Linked DNA regions of Homo sapiens: region 2 is linked to region 1. A link is a contact called in ENCODE Hi-C or POLR2A ChIA-PET data. All regions are on one chromosome and are shown on one strand. The core of a region is the stretch at or near the end of the contact, and the rest is flanking DNA. Distances in the headings are between cores, read along the strand shown.

The links. A loop is a pair of places that touch in the nucleus more often than their neighbours do. ChIA-PET counts read pairs that join two places held with the same protein, here RNA polymerase II (POLR2A). Pooled maps may share reads with other maps.
Region 2: a map of right cardiac atrium shows a loop between it and region 1 (4-fold over the local background). The contact joins two enhancer-like sites. A Hi-C loop is called at or near these places in 43 of 168 maps with a recorded cell type or tissue (A673, CD14-positive monocyte, Caco-2 and 31 more), 2 of 37 single-sample maps with no recorded cell type and 13 of 50 pooled maps. POLR2A ChIA-PET finds 5 or more read pairs at or near these places in 5 of 52 experiments (A673, AG04449, AG04450 and 2 more).

Annotation. Positions count from the first base shown.
Region 1 is chr4:149,996,385-150,000,241 of GRCh38, reverse strand. No RefSeq gene overlaps it. Among named protein-coding and RNA genes, the nearest start is that of DCLK2, 80 kb to the left of the region's middle. Within about 2 kb of position 2,186, at least 3 of the 41 ENCODE cell types and tissues checked have a DNase peak (open chromatin) inside an H3K27ac peak, as active enhancers do.
Region 2 is chr4:150,222,831-150,226,687 of GRCh38, reverse strand. DCLK2 (doublecortin like kinase 2) reads right to left here. Exons shown (of 16, transcript NM_001040260.4): 8 at 2,130-2,187. Among named protein-coding and RNA genes, the nearest start is that of DCLK2, 150 kb to the right of the region's middle. Within about 2 kb of position 1,632, at least 2 of the 41 ENCODE cell types and tissues checked have a DNase peak (open chromatin) inside an H3K27ac peak, as active enhancers do.

The sequences.
Region 1 (3,857 bases), core at 937-3,436:
GAATATGGAACAGAAGTGTAATATTGCAATTAATTATGGAGTGGTATTTAAGCATGGAAACAGAAATAGGGCCTAGAAAGTATGACATATGAGAAATGAAGAATAAGCACTTTCAGGAAGAAGGACTCAAGGAAGACTTCTCTCCCTGCTGCCACAACTGCGTCAAGTTCTCTTTTAATACCCTGTCATAGCAACCTGTGTCTCTGCTTTGATACTCAGGACAATTGTCAGTAAATAGATAATTGCCTATGGCCCGTTTATATCTGTCTCTTTCACTAACAGATAACTTTCAATATCTGTATTGTTTACTGGGTATTACTAATACATAGAGAGGGTATTTTATGCAGTATTAGGGACTCAATAAATATCTGTAGAATGATTATTTAGTGACACTTGTTTGAAGGATTTGGAGGAGGATTCTGAGAAGTTTGGTTAATATGGCCTTGATTCTGATTCAAAGACTACTAACAGTATATATGCTGATTTCCATGCTAGCCCGCTGTTTGAAGTCTGGCCAATTAAGTACTGCCTCTGCAGACATTTCGCACTGGTTTTGCAAGCATAACTCTAGTGCCACCTTCTGCCAGGCAGAGAAACATGCTCAGATAATTTCCATTATGAGAATCTGGATTTGATGCTCAAACAGTTCTTTATGCTATAGAATTTATTAGATAATTTTTTAAATGCTAAAATAATGGGAGGTCTATAAATTCCCATTCAAAAATGCAAATTTTGGGCAATCTATAAATAATGCTGGCTGGAGTAAACAAAATCCCTATTTTCAGCATTTGAAATACGGGGAGTTTTCTTAGAGAAGAGAGAAGATTTAGGACTTTGTCTTACTGATTCAATGTCATTGTGTATAAGTTTAAAAATTATTACAAAAATGCTCCGATTATTATGAAAACATATGCACAGGTACTTGCTACAGAAAAGCAGCTTTGTGTATAGAATTCTCATTGACGTTATCAAGAATAGCTATTGTGGAGGAAACAGTTGGAACCCAGGTTCTGAAAGTATTTGATCAGAAGTTCTGCAAATCAACAAAACCTTTTTCCTATCATAAAAATAAAACCGATTTTTAAAATACATATTCATGGGTAATCACAAAACCTGCAATGCTCCTTTTCTCTGGTAAGACAATATCTTCTTTTTGCACAGCACTTTTTAATAATCTGTATGCTGTTGTACATTATGTGAATAAACAATAATATCTGAAGACACAAACAGTGTTGGATAGTGGTAACACTGTTACGCAGCAGGTGATTTTGTGTTGCAAGCACGAAGGAACAATTTTCTTATTTCTTATTTCTTTTTTTTTTTCGAGACAGAGTCTTGCTGTGTTGCCCAGGCTGGAGTGCAGTGGCATGATCTCAGCTCACCGCAACCTCTGCCTCCCAGGCTCAAGGGATTCTTGTGGCTCAGCCTCCCAAGTAGCTGGGAATACAGGTGTGCGCCACCAAGCCCGGTTACTTTTTGTATTTTTTGTAGAGATGGGGTTTCACCATATTGGCCAGGCTGGTCTTGAACTCCTGGCCTCAAGTTATCTGCCTGCCTCGGCCTCCCACAGTGCTGGGATTACAGATGTGAACCACCAGGCCAGCCAGAACAACTTTCAATTTTTACTCTAAACAGAAAGGAAGTGTCTCTTCCAATGGAATAAAGGTCAAAACCCTCTTTTGATAGCCATAAAATCATAGAGCAAAAGCCACCAATGTTTTTCTTAATATTTCACATAGTAAATATTTCAGATTTTGCAGGCCATAAGACCTCTATCACAACTACTCAGCTCTGAAGTTGTGGTTTGAAAGCAGCCATAGACAACTTGTAAACAAGAGAGGATGGCTGTGTTCCAATAAAACTTTACAAAAACAGGTAGTGGGCTGGATTTGGCCTTGGGCTGTAACTGCCAACTCCTGGCACAGATCACTGAGTATGCAGCTTCAGAACGGAGAACTGCTCTTACAGGGACAACCAGAAAACTTGCTCCAGAAAGACATGCAGAGCTACAGAACCTGGCATGGAAGTAGAGGGAAGCAGGACTTTCAGGGACAATGATTCAGTAGCTATGAGACTGCAGTGTGAGAGAGTAAATGAGCAAAGACTAAGATACTACTGGATTCAAAACTGCAAATGACACAGATGAGCAAACATGGAAGGCAGTGCCTGATGAGTCAGCAACAACAAAGTGTTAACAGAGAGCTAGTGTTCAAATAAGATGAAACGCTCACACCTCTGTAGGAGTGAGGAATACAAGGCTTCCTTATTGTTGGTCTCTAGGGTCAGCCTCATGTTCCTGGAGACACTGCCACTGTGCTGTCTCCTGTGTGGAGTGTGGGCGTAGACAGTGAACACGTGAGCAAGTGAATGTGTAATATAGCCACTTTGAATCATTTTATCTGGATGAACCCTTCAAATAATTTTCATGTCTCAGGGAAACTGCACAAAAATTTTCATATCTGCAGCTCGTGGTGCTTTAGCAGGGTCAGTAATTTGTAGGTATGATAATCCAAGAATGATTGTCAATGGTCTTTTGAATAGAGAATGCAGTTTTCCTGGGGATCCATTTATTTTGGCCAACCTATTAACCTACTCATTTTGTTTGTTCCCCCTCTCCACCAAGCATATAAACCCCACAAAGCAAATCAGTAGTTGTAGGTAGATGACACTCAGTTTTTCTTTCCTGTTAAAAAAAATTACCTGTTTGATTGTGTGTGTGTACATGTGTGTATGTGTGTGCTTTCACCTTATCCAATTAGGCCTATGTATTTGTTTCCAATTGCTGCTGTAACAAATTACCACAAACTTAGTAACTTAAAACAACCCTAATTTATTATTGTGCTATTCCGGAGACTAGAAAATCAAAATGGGTTAGTAGGGCTGCATTCTTCTGGAGGCTGCAGAGAAGAATCAATTTCCTTGCCTTTCCCAGCTTCTAGAGGCTGCCTGCATTCCTTGGCAGTGGACTCTTCCTCCATCTTCAAATCTTGCATCTTAACATCTTCAAATCATTCTCTCTCCCTCTCTTCCAACCCCAGCTTTTCTGCTCTTTCCTATAACAACCCTTGTGATTACATTAGGCTCACCTGGACAATCTGAGCTACTCTTTATATTTTAAGACCCTAAATTCAAATCAATCTGTTAACTCTCTTTTGCCTTGTAAGATAACATATTAATAGATTCCAGGCATTAAGATGTGGACAACTTTGGGGGCCATTATTCAGCCTACCACAGCCTAAAAGTTTTATCACAAATTTTTATGGGACAAAAAACTGATATGGTGTGTACAAGAGTAGTTTCTTCTTATTTAGAGAAAAAATGACTTTTCAGCAAAACTTTTTCTTTCATTCTTTTTTTTTTTTTGAGACAGGGTCTCACTCTGTCACCCAGACTGGAGTGCAGAGGCGCGATCAAGGCTCACTACAATCTCTGCCTCCCAGACTCAAGGGATTCTCCTGCCTCAGCTTCTGGAGTAGTGGGGATTAAAGTCATGTGCCACTACCGCCTGGCTAATTTTTGTATTTTTAGTAGAGATGGGGTTTTACCATGTTGGCCAGGCTGGTCTTGAACTCCTGACCTCAAATGACCCACCCACCTAGGCCTCCCAAAGTGCTGGGACTACAGGTGAGCCACCGTGCCTGGCTGAAACTTTCTTGAAAAATATAGGCAGTTAAGTTTAGATTACTTTACTTAAAATTAATTTCTTTCCATTCATAAATTTTTAAAGCTCATGAGACAAACGTAATAAATTTCTGCTAAATATCTGTCTTAAGCCAAAATGGGATTTAATTTCCTAAAGGTAGACTGTGTAGACTTAATTTAAATACAAGCTGTAAATTAATTTTAATTAATGTTTT
Region 2 (3,857 bases), core at 383-2,882, 230 kb before region 1:
AAAAAATAAGATTCAAATGTTAGAACTGACTTATCCATTTGCCTCAGCCCTTAGTGTAAATTTTTTGCATACAAAGACCTTTTTTTTCCAACCATGGAAACAGCTGTTTAAATTTTAATCACGTAAACCATATCCTTACCATAGCACCTTTTTATTTTTTTTTTACTGTTTTGAAAAAATTTTTAATGTAGTTCTACAGAACCTGGCTCACCAAATTATGATACGTTCTGCTTAAATCACACACCACCACATCGAAAGCAGAACCCTTACATGTATGGAGAAAAGGCTATTACAGTGAAAAACATTAGTAATATCGCTAGAACAATAAGTAAAAGCATATCAAATTATTTAAAGAAAATTAAGCAAAAGAAAACCTTATTCAAAGGAAAAGGGGCATTTTGCACAGTCTATGCAGTCTATGCTTCAGTAATTATCACAGTGTGGTTAAAAAAAAAAAAAAAAGTAAATGACAAATTTGCCTCCTGGATTTTCCATTCTGGAGTTCTGAGAAGATTTTTCTAAACCATTCGAGCAGAATATTTTACATTTCCTGTTAAAAATACACTATTTTGTAGAAGTCCAATGAAGACCAGTTTAGGGGTTCCATAACTATAAAATGACAACTATCAGATCAAATCCTGCTAATTATAAATTCTAAACTCCTCTGGCATATTAATAATGTTAGCAGTTAACATGTGTTGAATTCTTATTATATACTAGCACTTCTCTGTTTTCCATGGCTTAATTCAACCAATTTTCACAATAATCTTATGTTCTAGGTGTCGATAATAACCACATTTTAAAGGAAGAAATAGAGGGGTTAAATAAATTTTCCAAGAAGAGGCAGGGCCAGGAATACACTTTATAGAATCTGGCTCTAGAGCAGCAGTGTCCAGCATAAATATACACCATGATCCATATACGTAATTCTAACCAAGAACCACATTAAAAAGCAAGGTTTTTAAAATTATAACTTAATATATCCAAATATTTTCATTTCAACATGTGATCATATACAAAGATATTAATGAGGTATTTCACATTCTTTTTTTAGTACTAAGTCTTCAAAATCTGGTGTGTATTTTATACTTAGCAGCCTATTTCAATCCAGACTCGCTACATTCAAGTGCTTTGTAGCTGTACGTGACTGGTAGCTCTGGTGTTGAACGATGTAGCTCTACAGCTTGTTCTCTTAATTGATGTGTTACCACAATGGAATCTAAAAAGGTCTTTGTCATTGCTGCAACGGAATATTTATTTTTTCAAACATAGTTAAAGTATCAGTAACTGCAGCAGCATTTTATTGGTTGATCTTTTCCCAACCCCAGTTAGAGAGTGGGACAGAAGGAAAAAAGTTTATCTTATTGAGGAGATGATTCTTCACAGCATTTCTGCTCATGATGCATCAGCTTCTGTTCCAAACTATCTTTCCAAGGATGTTTGTCCAGGAAACACCCTTGGAACACAAAGATGAGTCTCCCTTACGGGCAAACGGCAGATGTGTTTCCTGACCAGGATAATGAAAATAATATTCTCCTCTGAGGCAAAGACTGGGCAGCATTGCTAGCACCTCCTCCTAAGACTGAGGGTTTCCTAAGCTCAGAGTTCCCCAGCTATGACATAAACCCACTGTGTGTAAATCATCCAGCTGGGCTCCTCAGCCTCACCACTATGGGACTTGGGAGTTAAGGGGAACCAATGCAAGCATGAAGCTCATGCTACCTGCTGTGTCAGGAATAACAAATCCTTTTGTCTCTGACTCAGAAATCTTGTGTTCTGCTGGCCTGTATGAAGCTGGAAGGCTTTGTTAGCTTGCAAGTAAAGTCCCAGGTCCCTCAGAGTTCTTGACGCACCTTTTGAGTATTGTTGGGTGTTAAAATAGGTATCTCCCAGAGAAAAGAATCTACGTTTTCTAGTTAGGACCAAGATCAAATCAATTTACTGTTTTAGGATTAAAGTTTCTGAAAAATAGCAGGAATAAAACCGCTTAACTGTTTTTCCCACTATTACTGGTCTCTACTCCTGCTGTGATAGTTGTGTCAAGTCCCCACTTAAATTCCTTCATCACAGTAAACACCTCACCAAGTTACTCTAGTTTCTTTCAGAACTAGGGGTTATGCATACTATACCTTTCCACAACATTTGGCTTTGTCTATAATCTTTAGGGCAAACTCCTTTCCAGTGGACCTATGGAATAATCAGAGGAAGACCATTTAAAGACATAAATTAAATACCATCATTCCTGTTTTCTTTCTTTTTTATACTTTAATTTTTTTTTTTTTTGTAGAGATGAGATCTCATTATGTTGCCCAGGTTGGTCTTGAACTCCTGGGCTCAACTGATCCTCCTGTCTCAGCCTCCCAAAGTGTTGGGATTACAGGCGTGAGCCACCACACCTGGCCCATTCCTGTTGTATTCTACAGCACAGACCCAGGAAGGAAAAACTTGGCTCTTTCTCTGTGCATTAAAGAAAATATCTAGTGGAGTCAGGGGACAAAGGTACCCAAAAAATTAAAAACAAAAACAAAGCCATACTGTATGTTAATTAAATATTCTTTCATAAATATTAACTATAATATTAAGAAACTCATATTTAAAGTATTTCAATTCTGTTACATCAGGGAGAGGCAGGAAATAGTTTTTCTATATGTAAATCTCAAAATAGTTCTCTTAGGAGACAGAATAAAGTTTTAAAAAACCAAATTAACAGAAAATTTTATTATCAATATATTTTTACATTAGTCCATTAACAACATTAGCCCATAATTCAAAAGTGAAAAGTCCCCTGACTTTCATTATTTCTCAGCCAAAACTTCAGCTAGGATCTGATCTGGTACCAAGTTAGTCACATCTTTAAATGTTCTTTCCTGGCACTAGAGAGATCATTCGCATGGATATAAGAATCTTGATGTTATTTATTTATTTATTTATTTATTTATTTATTGAGAGAGAGTCTTGCTCTGTCAGCCAGGCTGGAGTGCAATGGCGCAATCTTGGCTCACTGCATCCTCCGCCTCCCAGGTTCAAGCAATTCTGTCGCCTCAGCCTCCCAAGGAGCTGGGATTACAGGCACCTGCCAACACCACTGGGCTAATTTTTGTATTTTTAGTAGAGATGGGTTTCACCATGTTGGCCAGGCTGGTCTTGAACTCCTGACCTCAGGTGATTCTCCCGCCTCGGCCTCCCAAAGTGCTGGGATTACAGGCGTGAGCCACTGTGTCCAGCCATTATTTAATTTTTAATCACCTTTAAAATAATTTAATTTTAACATGCCAAAAATGTCTTTGAGTATAGAAAAAGCATTCAATAAAGAACACCACAGTACTCATAGAATACACTTGTTATCTCAAGTGCAGCTGGATTTGCCAGGTGGTTGTAGTACACACTCATGAGGCCTGGCTTGGAAGAATCACTTGTCCTTAAATTGTTCTCCCTATAACAAAAACTAAATCCTGCCTCAGATTTCTGACTAGTCTTTAAAAGTCATACTTTAGATGCTTACTTTGTTACTTAGGTGGCAGTCTGTGTATAAGAACTGGGTAAAAGGACTCAGAGAACAAGGCATTATCTTGTGTACCAATATAAGGAGTACTAAAGCTTCACTGGAGATGTAACAAAACAGAAAAACTGTAGTTACCAAAACTTTCTGGAAAAATCTCCAGAAATGATAAAAATTATCACTTAGAATGGGAAGGATAGCAGCCTATAAACACCAAGACTCTAATCTGAACCAAGACTCTGAGTCTTTTCTGGTTTGAATATTGTTTATAAAAAATCTGGAATAGGCAAAAGTAGGCTGATTGTGATTTTTTTTTTTTTTTTGAGACACAGTCTTGGTCTGTTGCCCAGGCTGAAGT